2 separate regions of the Homo sapiens genome follow, and region 1 is linked to region 2. A link is an interaction called in ENCODE POLR2A ChIA-PET data of the cell type or tissue named here. Cell type or tissue: GM12878. All regions are shown on one strand. Links, peaks and the distances in the headings refer to the core of each region. The heading gives the core; the rest is flanking DNA.

The links. ChIA-PET counts read pairs that join two places held together with the same protein. Peaks named below come from ENCODE experiments on the same cell type or tissue, not always from the same donor. Only the 100,000 strongest peaks of a DNase experiment are listed, where the experiment ranks them.
Region 1: POLR2A ChIA-PET joins it to region 2 with 6 read pairs; 5 of 35 experiments call an interaction of 5 or more read pairs at or near these places.

What each region holds. Positions count from the first base shown.
Region 1 is chr15:90,744,355-90,748,677 of GRCh38, forward strand. BLM (BLM RecQ like helicase) reads left to right here. Exons shown (of 22, transcript NM_000057.4): 2 at 3,035-3,136. The coding sequence starts at 3,039. Among named protein-coding and RNA genes, the nearest start is that of BLM, 29 kb to the left of the region's middle. In GM12878, for the core only: no CTCF peak of the experiment used is centred there; no DNase peak of the experiment used is centred there.
Region 2 is chr15:90,848,372-90,852,763 of GRCh38, forward strand. It overlaps LOC105370969 (a long non-coding RNA gene), which reads left to right. Exons shown (of 3, transcript XR_932610.3): 3 at 4,371-4,392. Among named protein-coding and RNA genes, the nearest start is that of FURIN, 18 kb to the right of the region's middle. RefSeq lists an enhancer at 4,376-4,392. In GM12878, for the core only: no CTCF peak of the experiment used is centred there; no DNase peak of the experiment used is centred there; H3K27ac peaks cover 746 bases.

The DNA.
Region 1 (4,323 bases), core at 324-4,323, 100 kb before region 2:
TCAAGGCTTTTATTTTTTATTTATTTATTTATTTTTTGAGACAGAGTCTAGCTCTGTCACCAGGCTGGAGTGCAGTGGCACAATCTCGGTTCACTGCAACCTCTGCCTCCCGGGTTCAAGCAATTATCCTGCCTCAGCTTCCCAAGTAACTGGGATTACAGGCACATGCCACCATGCCCAGCTAATTTTGTATTTTTAGTAGAGACAGGGATTCACCATATTGGCCAGGTTGGTCTTGATCTCCTGACCTCATGATCCGCCCACCTCGGCCTTCCAAAGTGCTGGGATTACAGGCGTGAGCCACCGTGCCCAGCCAAGATCAATACTTTTAAACTGGATTCCAAATGGTGAAGTGCCCTAGGAAATGCAGAGATTAAGGTCTTAAAATATTCTCCATTAAAAAGAATCAGGGAGGCTGGGCGCGGTGGCTCACACCTGCAATCCCAGCACTTTGGGAGGCGGAGGCAGGAGGATCCCTTGAGCACAGGAGTTCGAGGCCAGCCTGGGAAACATGGTGAAACCCCATCTCTACCAAAAATACAAAAAAATTAGTGGGGCATGGTGGTGTGCACCTGTGGTCCAGCTGTGTGGGAGGGTGAGGTGGGAGGAACACTTGAGCTGGGGAGGCGGAGGCTGCAGTGAGTCACCACTGCACTCCAGCCTGGGCAACAAAGTGAGACCCTGTCTCAAAAAAGAAAAAGAAAACAAGAATTAGGGATGCTTGACGAAATGGCCGATTCCAAATCTGGTGCAAAAAAATGCATAAGGTATGCCTGGAACATCTTTTGAGAGGAAAGAAGCTCTCAATGACTCATAAGGTTAAGTCATAAGGACTGAAGAGCCCGCCTGAAAAGACTCCCACTGGCCAAACATGAATCAATTTGAGAATCAATAAGGATGATCACTGTATTGGATTGAAACACACCTAATATGTTTAATCCATGAGTTCATAATGATACTGAAAAAAAATTCATCACTATTTGAAGGTGGTGAAAGAATGAATATCATTTTTTATTTATTATTGTTAATGTATGTAAGGGATACAAGTGTAGACTTCTTTTTTGTTGTTTTTTGAAACAGGGTCTTGCTCTGTTGCCCAGGCTGGAGTGCAGTGGCACAATCTCAGCTCACTGCAATATCTGCCTCCTAGGCTCAAGCAGTCCTCCCACCTCAGCCTCCTGAGTAGCAGGGACCACAGGCCCGCACCACCATGCCAGGCTAATTTTTTTATAGTTCTTTAGAGACAGGGTTTTGCCATGTTGCCCAGCCTGGTCTCAAACTCCTGGGCTCAAGCGATCCGCTCACCTCAGCCTCCTAAAGTGCTGGGTCTATGGGCATGAGCCACTGCTGCCAGCCACGTGAATATACTGTATAGTAGTGAAGTATGGGCTTTTAGTGTACTGCATCATTATTTTGAAACTTACGATAAAAGTCTTACAGCTGGCTACGCATGGCTCACACCTGTAATCCTAGCACTTTGGCAGGCTGAGGTGGGAGAATGACTTGAGCTCAGGAGTTCGAGACCAGCCTAGTCAACATGGTGAGACCCTGTCTTTACCAAACATTTAAAAATTAGCTGGGTTGTGGTAGTGTACACCTGTAGTCCCAGATAACTCAGGAAGCTGAGGTGGGAGGATCACTTGAGCCCAAGAGGTCGAGGCTGCAGTGAGCTGTGATTGAGCCAGTGTACTCCAGCCTGGGCAACAGATCAAGACCCTGTCTCAGAAAGAAAACAAACAAACAAAAAGTATTCCTGCTAATGAGTGAAAGAAGTAATAACAGAATCGAAATGTCACCATTTTGGAGGTGGACTTCCAAAATGGTGGAGTAAGGACCTCAGGGTGTATGTATAGCTGAAACAATATTGGATGAGTTGATAATTGTTGAATCTGGGTGATAGGTATGTAGGGATTCATTCCTTCCATCTACTTTTTTGGGGGTAATAATTAAGATATAATTCACATGCCAGTGTGAATTATTCAATGTTTATTAAATAACTAGCTATATTACCTAAAGCATGTTAAAGAGGGAAAAGAAGCAGAAATAATTCCTTCTGGAGAAAGTGGGACAAAAGCTGTATTATGATCATGCTTATAAACATGAAGATTTCTCAATTGGATGTAACTTAGTTTCTTCTAAATTCTGATTTTCACTGTTATCTAAAGTCAAGATGGTTGATAGATATGGGTTAATGAGTGGAACACGGCTTATGCGAAACTTCATATTTCTAGAAATATCATCTAGTGTTAACCCTGCCTCCTAAGATATATGCTATAAAATAAAAATAGATGTCTAGTAAAGGTAGGGAAAAGGGTTTATGGGGTTATAACTATCAGCTAAAGTGAGGATTTTTTTAACTATGCATGGATTACAGCTAGGATCTTCCTTTAGCCCCAGTAATTTTAAGGTGGTTTAAGCTGTTTGTTATCCTGGGCTATAGCTCAGCGTTACCACAGCTTGTTACACAGAGATATAAATGTGCTTGGTAAACGTATTCTTTCAGGTTGAAACTAGATGATTATGAAGCATAGTATCTTGCTGGTAAACCTTTGCTCTCATTGGTGGTGGTGTTCCTCCTTTCCCCAGTTCTGCCCTTGTGCAGAATTCAGTTATTCATTTGTTCTTTGGGCTTTCCGTGTGCTTTGATCATTTCCTCCCACCTCGCTCCCTTCCAGCTTTCATTTATCCTTCCAGGCCAGGTCCCATTTTTCTAAAAGCCCTTTCCTAATAATCCCCTCCCTAATGTCTTTTGTACTTATTTTAGCATTGTGGAGGAAGAGAGGGGGAACCTGGTTATTCTGTTATTCAAGTGAGCCTTCAGTTAGTTGAAGATTATATATTTCAAGTGTCACTAGTTGTAAATGTCAAAACAGTCTATTGACCAAAAAAAAAAAAAAAAAAAAAAAAAAGTCCTATTACTCTGGGCACAGTTGGAACAATGCCTGTTTGAATCAAGTCCTTCCTCCCCTCAAAAAACATTGTGATTAATGCAAAGTACCTAACTCCACTGATTTCTTTTTCCCTCACTTTTTAGGATTATGGCTGCTGTTCCTCAAAATAATCTACAGGAGCAACTAGAACGTCACTCAGCCAGAACACTTAATAATAAATTAAGTCTTTCAAAACCAAAATTTTCGTAAGTGTTTTGACTGGTTTGCTGTCACATAGGCACTAACTTACCACATTGTACACATGAGATATCTTCTCTTTAAACTCCCCCATTGTACAGATGAGGAAATGAAGCTGAGAGATTCATTGATTTTCCCACTTTGCCAATTAATGGTAGAGTATGTTTTAGCAGCACCAGGTGAGATTGTGTCTCATCTTTGCATGGTTCCTGGCACATAATATTTGCTCAATAAAGATTTGTTGAGTAAATGAATAATTGATCTTGTAAATTTGGGCAAATAAGTGTTTTTTAAGTTTTGGGGGGTTTTTTTGTTTGTTTTGTTTTGTTTTGTTTTTTCTTTTGAGACGGAGTCTCGCTCTGTCGCACAGGCTGGAGTGCAGTGGCGCGATCTTGGCTCACTGCAAGCTCCGCCTCCTGGGTTCACGCCATTCTCCTGCCTCAGCCTCCCGAGTAGCTGGGACTACAGGCACCTGCCACCACGCCTGGCTAATTTTTTTTTGTATTTTTTAGAGACGGTTTCACCTTGTTAGCCAGGATGGTCTCGATCTCCTGACCTCATGATCCACCTGCCTCGGCCTCCCAAAGTGCTGGGATTACATGCATGAGCCACCGTGCCCAGCCTTTTTTTTTTTTTCTTTTTTGAGACGGAGTTTCGCTCTTCTTGCCCAGGCTGGAGTGCCATGGCACAATCTTAGCTCACCGCAACCTCCGTCTTCCGGGTTCAAGTGATTCTCCTGCCTCAGCCTCCCAAGTAGCTGGGATTACAGGCATGCACCACCATGCCTGGCTAATTTTGTATTTTTAGTAGAGACAGGATTTGTCCATGTTGGGCAGACTGGTCTCAAACTCCTGACCTCAAGTGATCCGCCCACCTTGGCCTCCCAAAGTGCTGGGATTACAGGCGTGAGCCACCACGCCCGGCCAATTATTTTAATATAATTTTATATACTTTCGAAGAACAGTTTATAAGGAAACTACAGCTCTCCAGTTCTGCCTCTCCTCTAAGCTATACTCCAGACTCCTTCTAATGATATCTAATAATAATTTATATTATAAGTGATGCTTTTACCAGGTTGTAGACTTTGTTCTGGGTGCCTGGCTTTGAAGTCACCACTGACTTTGAGATCATTAAATCCAGCAGATAGCCACGATTCCTGCGTCTTTTACTTGTCCTGCAGATTTTAACAGAGTTA
Region 2 (4,392 bases), core at 305-4,304:
TAGCTGGGACTACAGGCACACACCACCATTCCTGGCTAATTCTTTTTTTATTTTTAGTAGAGACGGGGTTTCACCAGTTGGCCAGGATGGTCTCGATCTCCTGACCTCATGATCCACCCGCCTCAGCCTCCCAAAATGCTGGGATTGCAGGTGTGAGCCACCACACTCAGCCTTCTTTTTTTTTTTTTTTTTTTTTTTTTGAGACGGAGTTTTGCTCTTGTTGCCCAGGTTGGAGTGCAATGGCACGGTCTCGGCTCACCGCAGCCTCCCCTTCCTGGGTTCAAGTGATTCTCCTGCCTCAGCCTCCCCAGTAGCTGGGATTACAGGCATCCGCCACCACACTCGGCTAATTTTTTTTTTTTTTCTTTAGTAGAGACAGGGTTTCTCCATGTTGGTCAGGCTGGTCTCAAACTCCCGATGCCAGGTGATCCTCCCGCCTCAGCCTCCCATAGTGTTGGGATTACAGGCGTGAGCCACCGTGCCCAGCCTTTTTTTTCTTTTCTTTTCTTTTTTTTGAGATGGAGTCTCACTCTGTTGCCCAGGCTGGAGTGCAATGCAATGGCGTGATCTCAGCTCACTACAACCTCTACCTCCCGGATTCAAGCGATTCTCCTGTCTCAGTCTCCCAAGTAGCTGGGATTACAGGTGTGTTCTACCACGCCCAGATAATTTTTGTATTTTTAGTAGAGACAGGGTTTCACCATGTTGGCCAGGCTGGTCTTGAACTCCTGACATCAAGTGATCCACCTGCCTCAGCCTCCCAGAGTGCTGAGATTACAGGTGTGAGCCACGGCACCCAGCTCCTCATGCCTTTTGACAGGAAAGAGTATCTTAGGCACAAAAGGTATCAGCTACAATGGAAAAAAATTGATGAGTCTGATGATATTGACATTTAAATCTTAAGTTCAACAAAAAAAAATGCCACAAGATTAAAGGATACGTACAGCTGAGCACCATGACTCGTATCTGTAATCCCAGCATTTTGGGAGACTGAGGCAGGCAGATTACTTGAGCTGAGGAGTTTGAGACCAGCCTGGGCAACATGGCAAAACTCTGTCTCTACAAAAAATACAAAAATTAGCCAGGTGTGGTGGCGTATGCCTGTAGTCCCAGTTACTTGGAAGGCTGAGGTGGGAGAATCACTGGAACCTGGGAGGCAGAGGTTGCAGTGAGCTGAGACTGGGCCACTGCACTCCAGCCTGAGTGACAGAGCAAGACCCTGTCTCAAAAATAAATAAATAAATAAATAAATAAATAAATAAATAACAGATATGCACAATATGGAGGAAATATCTGCAATATAATCAGCAAATTGGTATCCAGAATATGTAAAGGTCTTCTGCAAATCAAGAAGAGAGACAACCAACCCAACAGAAAATTTGGCACAGGTTATGAACCTTATAGGAAAAAAAAGCCTAGATGGCCAATAATCATATGAAAAAGAGGCTCTGGGCTGGGCATGGTGGTTCATGTCAATAATCCCAGCAATTTGGGAGGCCAAGGTGGGAGGATCACTTGAGTCCAGGAGCTGGAGAACAGACTGGGCAGCAAAGTGAGACCTCGTCTCTACAGAAAACAAAATAATTAGCCGGGCATGATGGTGCATGCCTGTAGTCCCAGCTACTCTGGAGGCTAAAGCAGGGGGATGGATTGAATCCAGCAGATGGAGGCTACAGTGACCTATGATCATGCCACTGCATTCCAGCTTGGGCAGCAGAGTGAGACCCTGCCTCAAAAACAGAAAAAGTCTCTGTCTCAATAGTATCAGAGACATGTAAATTTTTTTTTGAGATAGTCTCACCCTGTTGCCCAGGCTGGAGTGTACTGGTGCAGTCTCAGCTCACTGCAACCTCCACCTCCTGGGTTCAAGCAATTCTCCTGCCTCAGCCTCCCAAGTAGCTGGGATTACAGGTGTGCACCACCACGCCTGGCTAATTTTTGTATTTTTAGTAGAGACGAGGTTTTGCCATGTTGGCCAGGCTGGTCTCGAACTCCTGACCTCAAGTGATCCACCCACATTAGCCTCCCAAAGTGCTGGGATTACAGGCGTGAGCCACTGCGCCTGGCTGAGAAAGGTAAATTAAAACAACAAGGAGATATTATGTCTCACCCATCAGATAATTTAAAATGGAAGAAAACATAAAAGCTGATATTATTAAATGTAGACCCAAATGAGACTCCTTAAAAACACCAGCTCTGGGCTGGGCGCGGCGGCTCATGCCTGTAATCCCAACACTTTGGGAGGCCGATATGGGTGGATCACGAGGTCAGGAGATGGAGACCATCCTGGCTAACACCGTGAAACCACATCTCTCCTAAAACTACAAAAAATTAGCCCAGCATGGTGGCACGCACCTGTAGTCCCAGCTACTCGGGAGGCTGAGGCAGGAGAATCACTTAAACCGCAGAGGCAGAGGTTGCAGTGAGCCAAAATCACATCATTGCACTCCAGGCTGGGCAAAAGAGCAAGACTTCGTCTCAAACAAACAGACAAACAAATAAAAACCCACCAGCTCTGGAGAAGATTGGTAAAGCCACTTGGAAGTGACACAAAATGGCAGCTTGAAGGTCAGGTCAAGATCAGGGTGAAGGTGAGAACATCTGTGAGCATTCCTCTTCCAGGCAGAGACTCTACAGAAGCTCTATGAGCATCCCAGGAGGAAGAAATTGGAAACGTCATCAAGGAGATACACAAGGTATGATACACTCATACAATGGAAAATGGCCGGACAAATGAAAGAAACAACATCAAAGTGAATTATCATAAGATACACCAAGCAGGGCCAGGGTGGGGCCAGGTCCACCTCTCCTGTTGCCCAATCTTGAAGGTGGCAGAGGACCTTTGAGGCACCTTGCTGGCCCACTGAGGAGCTGTGGCCGAGGCACACGCCCATCAGGGCTGACTCCTTGCTGGGAACTGGGTCAGGTGGATGGACGTGGTGACGAGCAACAGTGAGGTTTCCCCCACATCCTTTCACCTGCCCTGCTGCGTCTGCTGCTGAGTCAGGATCCATCTGGGGAGCCACCGTGGGACACTCTCCCCTATGGGAGAGTGGTAAGGTTCTGGAGTAACACATGGGACTGGAAATGTTTCTGTGGCCATTTTTATTTTTATTTATTTTTTTAAGACAGAGTCTTGCTCTGTTGCTCAGGCTGGAGTGCAGTACTGTGATCTCAGCTCACTGCAACCTCTGCCTGTGGGAGTTCAAGCAATTCTTCTGTCTCAGCCTCCCAAGTAGCTGGGATTACAAGCACCCACCACCACGCCTGGCTAATTTGTGTATTTTTAGTAGAGATGGGGTTTCACCATGTTGGCTAGTCTGGTGTCAAACTCCCGACCTCAGGTGATCTGCCCATCTGAGACTCCCAAAGTGCTGGGATTACAGAGCTGAGTGACAGAGTGAGACTCTGTCAAAAAAAAAAAAAAAAAAAAAGAAAGGAAGGAAGAGAAATAGAAAGAAAGAAAGAAAAAGAAAGAAAGAAAGAAAAGAAAGAAAGAAAAGCTGGAATGAGTCAGGGCAGAATCATAGAATGTCTGGGTGTGAATCCTGGCTTCCCTCCTTTCCAGTGAAGCAACCTTGGGCGAGTGGCTTGACCACTCTGTGCCTGTTTCCTCACCTGTAGCAGTTAGGAATGCATTTGGCTGCAGGTAACTGCAGAGCTCCAACCTCCCGCAAAACAGCAGCTTTGTTCATTTCATCTTGAAAAGCTCAGCCATGTGCGGTTGCTGGTTTTGGTTCAGGAGGTCAGAGAGAGGATTCATCATCTTTGTCTTTTTTCTTAGAAAAACCTGTTTACCTGAAGACTTCCCCTCAATGTCACTGCCAAAGGGAAGCCTTGCAACCAGGCTGCCGGTTGCACGGATCCAACATTTGCTCTGTGGGTCTCAGCCTGGGTCAAACTCACACCTCTAAGGGATGTTTGGAAATGTGTGGAGTCATTTTGGGTTGTCACAATGATTTAGCTGCAATGCATAGAACAGTCTTATATGAAGAATTGTCCTGCCCTAGAAGAAAAAAAAATGTCCCACCCAAATGCCAAAATGTCTGTGCCCCACTGAAAAGCTCCAGCCTCCGTAAGTGGAGGCAGTGAGTAGGGAAGGGCTGAGACAGATGCAGGTCAGGCACCAGCCCTCACTCCTGCCACATCCAGCTTGTAGGGCTGTGCCAGGGAGCATGGGGATGTGCCCAGGCCAGCGCCTGGCATGAGCACATGTTGGGGTCCCCAAGGCGTGCCTAAGGGGCGCTTTGGCCAGAGCACTGTGGCAAGGTCTGAGACTGGCAAAGAATGACCCCGGGGACTGAGCAGTGGATGCAGGTGGAAACAGAGTGCCTCTGATTTTCCTCTGACCTTCTTGCCTCTCTTCAAAGCCTGCCTGGCCCTCGGAGGCTG